Regions from separate parts of the Homo sapiens genome. Here all the other regions are linked to region 2. The links are chromatin contacts, found by Hi-C in ENCODE. All regions are on one chromosome and are shown on one strand. The core of a region is the stretch at or near the end of the contact, and the rest is flanking DNA. Distances in the headings are between cores, read along the strand shown.

Region 1 (2,700 bases), core at 56-2,555, 3.0 Mb after region 2:
GTGTGCACACAGTATATGACACCTGGTACTATACACACCGCATATATGACACCAGGTACTACATACACACTGTATGTGACAACAGGTAAGGTAAATATATTCAATACTATCCAGATACTACATACACTCGTATATAACATGGAGTACCACACGCACAGCTCATATGGCAGCAGGGTACCAGGCACCTACTGCACACAATACCGGGGGCTGAGTGCACAGCCTAAGCGAGGAAGATACATGTACACACCGTGTATGATAGCCGGTACGACACCGGGTACTTCGAGCACACTGCATATGACACAGAGTACACACCATATATAATCCCCGGTACTGCGTACCCACCGCATAGGACACCGCACTGCACAACGAGCACTGGTACACACGAATAAAACAGGTACGGCGGTCACTCTGCAAAAGACACCGGGCACGGCGCACACATCGCCAGCTCCTCCTCCTCCCGGCTCGGGAGAAAAGCGCGAGGAGAGACTGCAAGTGAAAGTCCGGGTCCCGGCGCCCCCCCTCGTCCCAGCCGCGTCCTCAGCAGCTTCTCCCCGGAGCTCTGGGTGGGAGGAGGGCGGCGGACCCCACAGGACTGTCCCGGAGGTCCGCGAGGACCTGTTGAGGCGGCGGCCTCGCTGCCGGGGTCGCTCACAGCCCCGGGGGACCGACGAATCTCCGCCCCGGGCCTCGGGGCCAGCCCTGCCCGCCGCTCCCGGGCTAGCACACGACGTGCCGCGCCGACAAACGCTTCCTCTCCGCCCGCCACACGCCCGGAGCCGCGTTCCCCGCCGGCCCGGACTGCGCACGGGCCCAGGAGGCCTGACCGAAAGCGGGGCACAGGGCCCGGCGGGCGGTGCTCACGCGACTCCGCGGCTTCCCGGCCCGAGCAGGCCCCGCGCGGTCCTCCGGGGCCTCATCCCGGGGCCTCTTCCGCGGCCGCCCAAGGCGAGTGGGCGCGGGCCGGCAGCCTCCGCAGGCCCCGCCGCCGCCCTCGCAGGCCCCGCCGGCCCGGCCCGCCCCGCCATCCACAAAGCTCCCCGGCAGCTCGGAGCTCTTCGCGAGCGGGCGAGCGACCGTCAGCACCCACTGGTGCCGCCGCCGCCCCAGAGGCCGCGGCCAGGCAGGCTCCACCGCGCGGGCCGCGCCATCTCCACGGACGCCCCCGCCCGCCCCGCCGCCCCGCCGCCGAGCTTTCCCCACCATTATGCTCCGGCTCCTCCACCGCCGCCGCCGCCGCGCCCGGCCCTCCCCTCCGGTGCCGCCTCCTTCCCGCCGCCCGGCGCCTCTCGGGCCTGAGCCGGCGACGGGCGCGGGGGGCGGGGGGGACGCTCAGGCCGCCTCCTCCTCCTCCCTGCCGGCCTCCTCCCTCCTCCCCGGCTCCCCCCCGCCCGGACCCCGCCGCCGGCTCCGCGCGAAGGGCTCCGGGCTCGAGGGGCGCCATGTTTGTAATACTCCACCTCAGAGAACGCCGCGGTCGCGCCTGAGCGAGGGAGGCTAGGCGGCCGGGTCGCCGCGTGCGGGGTGAGGGCCGGGAGGGCACCGCCGCCCGCACTTACTCGCGTCTTCCCCTGGCGCCGCGGGCCTGCGGGGCCGGAGCGGGCGGCGGGAAGTTGGGCGCCGCCGCCCGGGAAAGTTGGGTCCCCGCGAAGCCGCGGCAGCCGCTCACATGGCGATGCGCGCGGGGCGGCCGCTCGGCCCCACCGGCCCCTCGGCCCGCCCGCCCTCGGAGTTTATTGTGTCGGGTCGAGGCGCCCCGCGGCCGGGCCGCGCACTGGGGGCTCTAGCGGCTGGCGCCGGACTTGCGCGCGGCCGGCCCGGCTCGCGGCCGCCTCCCGCCCGGGGCCGGAGCCGTGCACGCGGCTCCTACCTTCCCCACGTCCTGTCTTCGGCGCCTCTATCCGAAATTTGTTGGAGCATATTCCTCTGTCTCCACACATGCACTCCGTATCCACACACACGTGAAGGCTACGTACGTGCAGGCGCGCTGGAGCCGGGAGCGGGCGCCGAGGCCGGGGCGCGAGGGGGCATTGTCAGGCGCCGCCGCAGCTCAGCCCCGGGTGGACCCGGTGCCTGCCCCTGGCTCGCGGGGTCCGGAACAGCGAAGTCTGAGAAGTACGAGTGCTTCTCTTAACAACATTGTTTAGGTAGTCTGAACAGCCCTTTACTCCTGTCATCAAAAAGAGCGGTAGGGATACGCTAAGTTCCCCGTTTCATCTCTGCGCAAACAGGACCGCGAAAAGAACAGGACCACCCATCAGCAGCCCTGCAAGAACACTGCAGATTTGCGCGAGAAGTAGGTTATCTTCTATGGAGAGGAATTCTAGACCTAATCAGAGACGATCCCTTAAGACTCTGGTTTAAGAAAGGTTCGGAGATAAGCATACTTTGATAGCGTTCACCTGTTTTCCCTGAGGACCTTTCGCCACTGGGAGTCGGGGAACACCTGTCAGTCAGAGTCCTCTGCTCTGAAATTCGGTGAGTACAGGACAGCAAGGTGTTTTCAGGGAGACCGCATTCTCATAACTTTTACTACAGTATAGTGTTATAATTGTTCTGGTTTATTATTAGTGTTGTTAATCTCTCATTGTGCCTGACTTCTAAATTAAACTTTATTATAGGCAGGTGTGTATAGGAGAAAACGTAGTGTAAGTAAGGTTCAGCACTACCCCGGGTTTCAGGTATCTATTGGCCGTCTTGGCA
Region 2 (2,700 bases), core at 137-2,636:
ACAGAGGGAGATTTGAGCCTGTTTGTATTCGTGATACAAGGGGAAAAAAAGAGGGAGAAGGTGAAGGGAGGAAGGAAGAGAGGCTCTGAGAAACCCGGAAGGTCAGACTTGGTGCGGACTTCCTCCAAGGGCTACCCCACCCTCTCCAAGCGTGGCTAATCCCAGGGCCCCTTCTGGCCCACAGTGCAGAACCACCCACTCCTACGGGGGCCTCCTTCAGCCTCTCTGGGGGTTCCCAGAAGGGCCCTTGGGCACTTGGGCAATGTCAGGGGGCTCAGGTGCATCTTCCTAGACACGAAACGAAGAGGAAAGCGGAGGCAGCAGCGGGGGCCACAGGCTCCCATGCAGCAGCTCGGAGCTGTGCTGTGCTTCGCTGGCGGCCATCCGTGATACGTGTGACACCGTGGGGCCCTGGCCCTGGGACCTGCCATGCAGCCTTGAGATCTCATCCAAGAAGCCCCCAGACCCCAAGGTTCAGGCCTGGCGGGGCAGCAGAACGCCTTTGGAGCTCAGCTCAGCCCTACAAACAGGACCAACGCCCACACCAAGGCCAGAGAGGGCTACCAAGTTTCACCTGGCCCAGCTTCCGGCAGCCCCCAACCAGGCCACTACCCTCACCTGAACACCGCGGTCCATCACCAAGCCCCACCCACTTCTGCCAGCCCTGCCCCCACAAGGACCCACCTCTCGCATGCAAGCCCCGCCCCCAAGGCCCAGCTCACCTGCAGCCCCGCCCCACCAGGCTCCACCCCATCGCCTGCAAGCCCCATCCCCAAGGCCCAGCTCACTTGCATCCCCGCCCACTAGGCTCCACCCTGTCACCTGCAAGCCCCGCCCCCAAGGCTCAGCTCACTTGCAATCCCCTCTCCCACTGGTCTCCACTCCTCACCTGCAAAGAGCCACCCCTCGCTAAGCCCCTCCCATCACTTGCACAGCCCCACCCAACACAGCACGCCATTCCAGGAGCCCCTCTTTTCACCAGCGCAGCCCCGCCCTTCACCAGGCCCCACTTCATCTGCATACACACGCCTCTCGCCACGCCCCACTTCTCGCCTGCCCACTTCCCCCTCCTATCATCTGTCCACATCCTGCTGCTGGCCGAACCCCGCCCCTTTCGGCAAGACGGCCCCGCCCCTTTCTACCCGTACCACGCCCCTCGCCTTGCCCGCCTCCTTCGGCACGTCGGCCCCGCCCCTCCCGCCCATCTCCGTCCGCACCGCCCTCCCGCCCGTCCCAGAGCAGTGGAGGCCTACCCTTTTCACCTACAGCCTATCGCAGAGGACGTCGCTGTTCGCGTTGACCAATAGGAGTGGTAGCTGTCACGGCAAGCCCCGCCCCGCGCCCTGCGTCGGGTTAAGAGGGGGTTCCTCGCCAGCCAGGTGCTCGTCATGCGCAATGTGGCGCTGCGGCGGGCGGCAGGGCCTGTGTGTGCTGAGGCGGCTGAGCGGCGGGTGAGACGCTGCGACGGGAGGCGCTCGGCGCGCTGGTACCCGGGAGGGGAGGGTCCAGGGCAGGCCGGAGGCGTAGGGGTCCTCGTCCCTGCGCCCGGGGCTGGCAGCTCCCCAAGCTGTGGGCGTCCCGCACCCCGAGCCCTTCCTGGAGCTCCCGCATCCGAGGCTCCGAGGCCGGAGGACCTCGGAGCTCCTTCCTACTCCCAGGGGCGATGCCCCGGGCTGGGGGCCGGGCCTGCCCGCGGCGCTCCCGGCGGGGCCCTCCATTAGCGTGGGCTTTAACGGGGGTAGTAAATGGGGTCGGCATTTGCGGTTCTCGCTGACAGCTTTGCTCCTAGTTCATTTTTGTTGGGAGGCCGAGTCCTTAAGAGACCCGAGGCGCCCACAGCCCATACTTAAAGTCTCGCTGTGTTCAGAGAACTGACGCCTCCCGGAATTGAACTGTTTTGTTTTTTTAATGACTCAATTTATGGGGAAAAAAATGACGAAGCAGTTTAGTGTTCATGGTAATCCACGAGCCCGTGTTTAATATAAGGTAATAGTTCAGCGCTGCCGGCCCAGGCCGGGAGGCACGGGGCGTCCGTGGCATGAGTTCGGCCTGGCCTTACCGCTCAGGAGTTTCCTATCATGTCCTTGATAAGTAACTTCTTAAAACGCTTCTGTCCCATAATTCTGAAATTTGCTAAATCAGTAAGCAAATGTTGGTTATAGCATATCTTCATAATATTGCCAGTGACTGAATAGGTTTTTTCTTCCTGTACATATTATCTTTAAAATAAATATTTCGGTGGGATACATTAATGTAGAAAATCCCATACGACATATAATACAATTGGAGAGAATAATAATTACGTGTTTTTTAAGAGCAGGGATCTTGCTCTGTTTCCCAGGCTGGTTTGATCCCCCTCCTCAGCCTCTCGCATTGCGGGGTTACAGGTGTGAGCCATCTCATTCAGGTGAGAATAATTATTAGAAATAGGTTGGGCGCGGTGGCTCACACCTGTAATCCCAGCATGTTGGGAGGCCAAGGCGGGCAGACCACTTGAGGTCAGGAGTTCAAGACCAGCCTGGCCGACATGGTGAAACTGTCTCTACTAAAAATACAAAAATTAGCTGGGCGTAGTAGTGAGCACTTGTAGTCCCAGCCACTCAGGAGGCTGAGACAGAATTGCTTGAACCCGGGAGGTGGAGGTTGCAGTGAGTCGAGATTGCACCGCTGCACTCCAGCCTGGGCAACAGAGTGAGATCT
Region 3 (2,700 bases), core at 77-2,576, 3.8 Mb before region 2:
CTGATGAGAATCGCTGGGTTGGCTTGGCAGAGAGACAGATCCTGAAGCATCTATTTCTGTTTTCTGCTTCTGTTTTGGCTCGAATTCTGGGTCTACCAGTAGTCTAAATGACCTCCACTTCCTCACTTTGACTCTACATACGTCTGACTGGCTGTGTTTGAGCCTGCCATACAAACAGAGGTGTGCAGTTCTCTTTAAACACCACTGTTCCATATATTTTCTTTCATACGATATTGAGTTAGACTCAGCAACCACCCCAATTATTCTGCCAGTTTTTCTTTATTATGCTTGACAACTACTTGGTGAGAGAATGGATTTTTCTTTGTGAAGTCAGCACACAGCCGCCGGTTGATTCTCTGAGAGAACAAGATATTTCACGAGTAACTGGATAAATGGGCCAACCTGACAGGACAGCAGGCCCTTGCCTCCAACAGTGCAAGAGAGCCTCTGTCAAGAGACCATGGCATTCCTCCCGTTTGGGAACTGATGACAGGATGGCTACAGTAAGCTGCAGCCAGATATTCTGCTAAGGAAACGAATAAGCAGAGAGATGAATATTTTGTATGCTTCCCATGTGTTCAGCTCTATCAGGCAGTCTCTCACACTTTATCTAATACATCTTCTCTGCTCTTCTTGACATAAAATTATCTTAAATTTTTACATGCAGAAAACTTATATATAAGGAACTAAAAAAATTAATCTGTTTAAAAGTTATACAGTGCGCAAGTGAGAAGCCAGATTTCAAAGAGAAACCAAACCTCTTGGAAACTTTGAAGGCCGACAGCATGGAGGTGGTTTGAGTGGACCCCAAACGGATGTGAACTGCCTCCTGACACTGGCCCAGTAAATGACTGGTTGTGGTGTACTGAGATAAACACTTTTAATTATTTTAAATATGAAGTAAAATCTAGAAAAAAATGTCCAGCAGAAAAAAAAAAAAAAAAAAACAACAACCAGCTCTTCTGGTTGTCATGGAGATAAGCCATTTAGCACTGCAAAGCCTTCCATGGGGAAGCAACGGCAATGGAGATTTCCAACTCCCAAGAACCGCATTCAAGGAGAGTTTCAACTTCCACTTGTCTTCCGAGGTCTGTTGTCTCTGAAAAAAAAATTTGTTGGGGAGGTAGGTATTTAAACTCATTTCCTGGGATAGAAAATCTAAGTAGCACATGCATATCCACAGAGCTTTGTTTCAGGACCCATAATGGGAACAAGTTTCCATTTCCTGTGAGGTGTGTACATAGTGTGTGTGTGTGTGTGTGTGTGTGTGTGTGTGTGTGTGTTAGAGAGAGAGAGAGCACCAATGAGCTCTCTAGAAACCATCGGAAGTGCCAGCTTGTAGAAGTAAACATAAAGCCCAGGCAAAGGACGAAAGAGAAAAAATTAGTTTGTCTCTAAAAGGAAACAGCCTTTAGATAGGAATGCATGTGAATCAGAAGAAACATGAAACTCTCATTCCTGGCTATACCATCTGCCCCACTTGTGAGGCACCGGCTAATTGTTGAGACACTGCTAGTGAAAATTGTGCAGGTTCACAGACTCTTAGGCAGCTGCTGTTTAGGGAAGTGTGGCGGCCGAGGGCCGACCTGGACTTCCGTTCTGGGAACTGGGGCTTCTCAGGAGAGTGGGTTTAGGGTAGCTGTGGCATGGAGGGTCCACAAGTTTCAGAAAATAGTGCCAGAGTGAAGTTACACTGGAGAAGAAGAGGTGGTCATACTACGGCATTCATTGCAAGGATGGAGACAAGGAGGTGAAGGCAGGCGGAGGCCCAGGTGCCAACTGATAGAGACAGGAGTACAGAGAAGACATGAGGGAGGATGGATAGAAGACAGAGTGGCTGAGGTTCCCTGCTGTGCTGAAGTTTTCAACGCAGTGCCTAAGCCTTAGCCCTTGGGTGGTGGGGAACAAGTCAAGCACACAAGGGGAATTAGAGAAGACCCACGCCTCCTTCTCTAGACGTGGAGGCAGGGAGTCAGGGAGGGCACATGGTTCATGTGGGTGCACACAGGAAATGAGAGAACGGAAACCACAAGTCAAGGGGCTTGCTGTCTTCTTGTCTGTTTGGATAAAAATAGAGCTACTGACTCAGCAGACAGTTTTCAACCTACCTTCAAGGCTCCCTGCTATAATTTTTTATTTCATTTCTTAATTTAAATTAGTTGATCACAGAAAAAGGCAGGTGATTTAAGCAGACCATATACTTCATTTAAGTCAAGGAACCATCATTGACACACCTAGCATTGTTGCATGCATATTCGTTGAAAATTCATCCATGAACTAACCATCATGATTAGGTACTGGTGATGGACAACTAAAATGATGGTAACTAAGTTAATGTACATTCCATATGTTATTCATTTCCAACATTTTTGATAAAGTAAGGAAATGGATAAGAGGGATACATTTTCAAGTCTGATAATGAAATAGATGTGCAAAACTGACAGTGGGACATATGTGGTTTTCAGAAGGAAAATGTTCATGAAAAAAGAGCTTCTCCATGATGGTCAAATGACAGGAAAGAAGCTGCATGCAGATGAGAAGAACTAGCACAAAGGGGAGTGTGAGAAGATGGGATAGCGGAAGCAGAGGTTGCATCAAACACTCGGAAGAGATCTTCTTATGAACATGACTATATCCATCAGTGTTTTCTCCTTCTTCTCCTAAAGAAGCAAGCAGACAAACAAACAAAAAACTAGAAGA
Region 4 (2,700 bases), core at 49-2,548, 4.6 Mb before region 2:
AACAAAATATCCTATGAAACACTTCATTCAGTTCTCCAGCTCACCACCTTAAACATCATGACTTGAAACTAAAATGAGTGGTAGTTTCCTCTCCTCAACAAACACACATACAATGCTTCACATCAACAAGATAATGTGGAGCTTCTATTAAAATATTCCATTCCTTCCATTAAATTATTAAATACCACTAGCTATAGATATTACCAGACATTCATTTAAAACTCATAAGTACTGTAGCCCAGATTACCTGGAGAATCTTGTCAACTGCCCACGGTCCCTCTATCCTACTTCGATAGCCACTGACATCTCACTGGTAACCGAGACGTAAGTGAAAGTACATCTAATCAGCGAAACTGACAAAGTCAGCCTTGGAAAAACAGTAAATGGAGATGTCGTTCACGAAACGAACAGATACAGAAAGACGAGGCAGTGTCCCTAACGGAGCAGAGCTGTCAACGAGTCTATGTAGTTAGGAGCCCAGGAATGGCCAGTCTTGTAAGAAACGGCCGGTAGACGGAGCGCCTGTGACAACTAGTTGTAGTAGTTTGCGGGCAAGGGAGAAAAAGGACCGAGGTAAAAGAGGGTGTAGGGCACGCTGGGGGTGGATCTACCCGCAGCAAACAGGAGACAATGAGAGAGATCCAGACACAATTCAGAGCGGAGGAGCGGTAGGAGGGTGTGGAGCTGGGAGCGAAGACCCGACTCCCGGGCTGGTGGCGGGAAGTTAGCGGATAAGGAAGAGGCACCCGAAGGATGACTAGAGTTTGGAGCGGCAGTGGAAGCCCAGGGACGTGGGAGGCCGAGGAAACAGCAGATCTCGAGGCGGGGTGCGGGATGCACACCCCGGGGACGCGGAGGGACAGGGAGAGCGAAGGTGTCACCCTTGACTTGCCGGGGCAGCCCTCCCGCACCCAGCCCGGTACTCACAGAGCTCAGAGTACCGATGGCAGCCCCGGCCCAGCTGCTGCAGATAGCGCTGCAGCACGTCCGTGAGGAGGTGGCAGGCGCTGAGCTGCACCGAGTCCCAGCCCAGCGCCTGGCAGATCTGCGCCACCGAGACCCTCAACAACGACCTGGAGTAACTCTCGCACATCCCGCTGCGTGGACGCCACCGCAGCCCTTGCTGCCACTGCTCTCCAGCCCCGCCGCCAGACCTTAGCAGGGTCCCCGATTCATCCTCTAGGGCTTCCGCGGCGGGGAAAGGGTCCCCCGGACCCCCGGCGACCACCTCAAAGCCCCAGCAGCACGGAGCGCGCCAGCCTGAGAGCCGCCATTTTGGACTCGCTCCGCCTCCCGCTGGACGGCCGCCGGGGCGAGGCAGCATAAGCCGAATGCCGAGCGCGGCGATGAGAAAGCTCCGCCCCTTGGGAGCGGAACGATTCCTCGGGATCGCCTCTGAGGCCTGGAAGCCGGCCGGAAGCGGGCGTGGGGCGCGCAGGTGGAGGAGGCGCCCAGGGCGGCAGGTGCTGGGGCGCTCACCTGGGGGACAGCGGTGACGAAAACGCCAGTGTTTTAGAGGCAAACGAGGGATCTGGGATACGACATTGACAGGTTAGAGAGTTAGCACTAATAACGTTAGTCATATTAGAGAGTTATGTGCTAGAGAGAAGTTTGGGGCGTGGGAACTTACGGAGCTCGCCAAACGCAGACCTGCGCTGGTGTTGCCTCAGCTAAAAATCTGTGTATTGAGCTGCTTGCCACTGCAAAGATTAAATAAAGTCCAAGCTGTTCCGCATGCCCTTCAAAGCCCTTCGCAATAGGGCAGGAACTAGGAGGACTCTGTGCCAAATTAATGGGGGCCTCAAAAAACTCAGTCATCAAGATCGATAATATTTTAACAGTTTTTTTAAAAAAATCCAAATCCATGCCATAAACTCCTGACTCACTCATGTCATTCTAATCCCAGCCCTGGTTCCAATAAAACTTTTTTTTTTTTTTTTTTTTTAAAAAAAACAGGTAAGCTGCCTGTGGGCTATAGTGTGCGATTTGAGCATCGCGGCTGTGACCTATCGGGGGATGGGGACCTCGGCTGCCTACAGAGGCCAAACCGAGCCTTAAACCGGTGTCGCAGGCCGAGTGTCCTGGGAACGGTTGCCTACCCCAGAGCCTTCTCCCAGCTCCATCCAAGTATTGCCAGAAATCGGATTTAGGGATAAATATCTTGATTTTTAAATACAGAATTGGGAACACATCTCAAAAGCCAAACTGATCCCACGGTTAGTCTAGATTCAGCCTGCAGGTCGCCCGATTGTAGTGGCTGAACTATGCGGTTTCTTAAATATGCCCTTCTGTACTTATCACAGTGTATTTAGTTTATGTGCTCCTCCAATAAATTGCGAGTTTATGAGTGGCTCTATATTCCTCCGACAGGGACTATTCCAGAACTTTGAACATGATATTCACATTTTTCAAAGTCTGGGAAACTCAATAATAGAACTGAAATTATGGTTCTTCAGCTAAATGACGATCTGCAGAGAAGCAAGGTACTAAAGGGCAAGGTGCCTGCATTTACTCCCTGGACACTCTGTCCCCAAGTTATCAGGAACATTGTGTTGCTAAATCTATGAGACATTTTTCAGTCCTAGCCGTACTTGATTATTTTGTAGCTATTTGATAATGTTGAACGCTTCTGTAACATTGAAACTCTCTTGCGCCTTGGATTTCACAAATCTGTCCCGCTACCGCCGCCACCCTGGGTGT
Region 5 (2,700 bases), core at 121-2,620, 4.6 Mb before region 2:
TGCTGAGTGGTTAACAAGTGGGACAATCTATACAACTGAGAATTCAACTACAGTGACCTTTTAATTCCCATGAATGTTCTTTTTCCATATTAGAGAAAAAAAAATCTGACTTCCAAGGCCAAGCCACCAAAAATTTTATGTGGCTAATTCACATCAGATATCATTCTGAAAATCTCGTATATTACTATCAGTTATTTGCTTAATGAAAAACCTATTTATTTCAACTAATGCTTTATGGTCCCTTCATATAAATTAGGATACGAAAATCTAGTTTAGCACTGTAGCGCCTTAGAAATCCTCCACACTGTTAAGAGCAGGGAATTGCTACGACACAGCCTAGAATCCCCTTAGCAGCGTGTCTGGAATTCTTCCAGATTCCGTCAAGCTTCAAAACTGAACAGCACCACCCACAAACCAACTTTTACCTGCCCATTCCCGGGCCTTCTAATATGCACTTCCCCCAGCCCAGGTCCCCCTACCCGGAACTAATGTTTAAAATTCTCGAGGCTCGTGGCACCCTTTAGTTGCATGTCAGTTAACAAATGCCACTTAAAAGCCCACCGAACTCCTCCCCCAGGACCTGGGGGCAATTTCATGACCTTGCAGGGTTACGGTTTCAGCAAGTGGTTTCAAGGTAGTGCTAGGTGTCCTTCCCTTCCCCGCCCTCAGACAGATCTGTACGGTCCCTTCTGCACCAAAACCACCCTCAGAGGCATCTAGGATGTTCGCCTTTGCTGTTGCAGCACCCAGCAAAGCGTCTGCAACACGGGAGGTGCTCGACGGCCGCGCTCTCTGACTCGATCGAATCTTAAAGGGTCACTCTGTCCAGCACTACAGGGTTTCAAAGGGCGTCAAGGACAAAAAGCACGACTTAACCTTCCCCTGGGCTATTGCTCAGGCTCCCGTCACCTTGCAGGCCCTGAGACTGGGGGCCTGGCTTGCAGTGGAAGTGGAAGCTCAGGAAGTGCTGATTAGCTGAGGGAACTCAAGACCGCCCAGACGTCAATTTGGACTCAGGCCGCAGTCCCGAGGTCCCAGGTGGCCCTCCGACCTCAGGGAACCGGGCGGGACCTTGCTCCGCCGGAGCCCGGCCCTGCGCACACCTTGCCCGACCTCAGAGCCGCTTCCTGCAGCCCCCGCTACCCGGCGCCTCCGACGGGCCAGGGGCCCAGCTAGGCCCTGCGACCCCACATCTGCCCCCGCGCCCATCTCCTCCTCCCTGCCCCGTGCCCAAGCTCTTCCATCCCTTGCGGTCCTGCCGATCTTCCCGCAAGCTGCCATACCATTGCGGCTGCAAGGTCCAGGCCGACAGCCCAGCGACACCCGCGCGAGAGAACATGGTAGCCACAGCCCTGCTGAAGGTCGGTCAGGCAGGCCTCAGCGCGCATGCGCCGAAGCTCCCCAGCGCGCCCCTCCCACCTTGCTCTCTTCTTCAGTCTCGTTTCTTCGCGCTACGGCGAGGGGAGTCTCGCGACCGTTGCAACCCAGTCTTCCCAGGCCCCACCTCCTTCCGCCTCTCAGCTGGGATTTGTCCCGCCCACCGCCGCCAGCCCGGTTCCGTTTCCGGCTGGCTGAGTACTGGGGTCCAGAAAGTGATCGCTGCCGTGGTCGCCATGGGGAAGTCGGATTTTCTTACTCCCAAGGCTATCGCCAACAGGATCAAGTCCAAGGGGCTGCAGAAGCTACGCTGGTATTGCCAGATGTGCCAGAAGCAGTGCCGGGACGAGGTGAGTGGGCCCGGAGTGGCCCCGTCTTCCCAGGAGGGCCCCTGGCAATCCAGGATCAGGTCCTGGACGCGGGGCTGAGGGCGCGGGGCTGGGGCTCCCGGGGTCCGGGTCGTGAGGCTTCTGAGGTCTGCAGTGGGCGAGTCAACTACTCAGCGCACGAGAGCCGTCCCTCCCCGCAGCCCCCGGGCCCAGCGGGCAGCCTGTGTTCTGCGACCCCTCATTCCTCCCCAGTCCGATCCCCACCACCAAAGAAATGAAATCAGAAAAGGTTTTGCACCCCTCACAGGGGCGGGGATACTGCAATACTAGACGCCCGGGCAATGCCAGTAACAGTCATCAGCTCTTACTTGACTTGACTCTTAAGAGAAACAGGGTGGTTAGGATTCACTCCTCTTTTGGGATCAGGTGAAAAAGGAGAGCTAAGCTCTTCCACACTACTCATCTAGCAAGCATTTATTGAGCACCTACACTGTACCGGGCACAGAATAATATTGTGGTTAAAATTATGGATTTATCTGGTTTATGGATATATCAGACTGTCAAAATTTAAAGTCAAGCAGGGCCACTTACCAACCGTGTGGTCTTGGGCAAGTTATTTACTTATATTCCCCTTTACTTATCTGTAAAGAGGGAATAATAATTTCACCTACTTGTAGGATTGTCGCTGAGTTTTAAATGAGTGAAGTATATATAGAGTGGCTCAAGGAGTCTGGGCAGATCTCGAAAAGCCTTATATGGCTACACTATGGAATTTACACTTTTCCCCATTAAAGAGGTGGTTGATTGAATGCTGTGCAGGCTAGTGATGTGATCATATTTTTCTCCGGAGATTGGACTGGATTGGGTAAGGGTGGAAGAACACTGAGGCAATTGGAATAATCTAATCCAGTGTTTCTGCAAGTGAAGGAAGAGGTATTTTAGGTAGGACTCATACTAATATTGATACAGTTACTCTCTTTAGTTCTATTAAGGA

The links. Hi-C counts contacts between places; a loop is a spot of excess contacts on that map. Pooled maps may share reads with other maps.
Region 1: a map of naive thymus-derived CD4-positive, alpha-beta T cell shows a loop between it and region 2 (28-fold over the local background). The contact joins the promoter of ZMYND11 here to the promoter of PITRM1 in region 2. A Hi-C loop is called at or near these places in 1 of 168 maps with a recorded cell type or tissue (naive thymus-derived CD4-positive, alpha-beta T cell), 1 of 37 single-sample maps with no recorded cell type and 8 of 50 pooled maps.
Region 3: a loop to region 2 is called in a map with no recorded cell type, with 8 times the contacts of the local background. The contact joins the enhancer-like site here to the promoter of PITRM1 in region 2. A Hi-C loop is called at or near these places in 2 of 37 single-sample maps with no recorded cell type and 2 of 50 pooled maps.
Region 4: a map of CD4-positive, alpha-beta memory T cell shows a loop between it and region 2 (11-fold over the local background). The contact joins the promoter of TAF3 here to the promoter of PITRM1 in region 2. A Hi-C loop is called at or near these places in 2 of 168 maps with a recorded cell type or tissue (CD4-positive, alpha-beta memory T cell and naive thymus-derived CD4-positive, alpha-beta T cell) and 6 of 50 pooled maps.
Region 5: a map of naive thymus-derived CD4-positive, alpha-beta T cell shows a loop between it and region 2 (28-fold over the local background). The contact joins the promoter of ATP5F1C here to the promoter of PITRM1 in region 2. A Hi-C loop is called at or near these places in 2 of 168 maps with a recorded cell type or tissue (CD4-positive, alpha-beta memory T cell and naive thymus-derived CD4-positive, alpha-beta T cell), 2 of 37 single-sample maps with no recorded cell type and 13 of 50 pooled maps.

Annotation. Positions count from the first base shown.
Region 1 is chr10:134,060-136,759 of GRCh38, reverse strand. ZMYND11 (zinc finger MYND-type containing 11) reads right to left here and starts at 1,305. Exons shown (of 15, transcript NM_001370100.5): 1 at 1,201-1,305. RefSeq lists silencers at 1,878-2,056, 504-2,063.
Region 2 is chr10:3,171,468-3,174,167 of GRCh38, reverse strand. It overlaps PITRM1 (pitrilysin metallopeptidase 1), which reads left to right and starts at 1,386. Exons shown (of 27, transcript NM_014889.4): 1 at 1,386-1,451. The coding sequence starts at 1,396. RefSeq lists an enhancer at 1-373 and silencers at 572-731, 1,022-1,861.
Region 3 is chr10:6,927,022-6,929,721 of GRCh38, reverse strand. The region is part of intron 3 of LOC105376387 (a long non-coding RNA gene); the gene reads left to right. Among named protein-coding and RNA genes, the nearest start is that of LINC00707, 150 kb to the right of the region's middle. RefSeq lists enhancers at 1,587-1,676, 1,408-1,827. Within about 2 kb of position 1,326, at least 13 of the 41 ENCODE cell types and tissues checked have a DNase peak (open chromatin) inside an H3K27ac peak, as active enhancers do.
Region 4 is chr10:7,817,103-7,819,802 of GRCh38, reverse strand. It overlaps TAF3 (TATA-box binding protein associated factor 3), which reads right to left and starts at 1,298. Exons shown (of 7, transcript NM_031923.4): 1 at 928-1,298. The coding sequence starts at 1,093. It overlaps LOC105376392 (a long non-coding RNA gene), which reads left to right and starts at 1,440. Exons shown (of 3, transcript XR_001747356.1): 1 at 1,440-1,551. RefSeq lists enhancers at 586-1,103, 1,232-1,291, 1,104-1,622.
Region 5 is chr10:7,786,847-7,789,546 of GRCh38, reverse strand. ATP5F1C (ATP synthase F1 subunit gamma) reads right to left here and starts at 1,370. Exons shown (of 10, transcript NM_001001973.3): 1 at 1,284-1,370. The coding sequence starts at 1,339. KIN (Kin17 DNA and RNA binding protein) reads left to right here and starts at 1,554. Exons shown (of 13, transcript NM_012311.4): 1 at 1,554-1,727. The coding sequence starts at 1,614. RefSeq lists enhancers at 286-829, 1,282-1,601.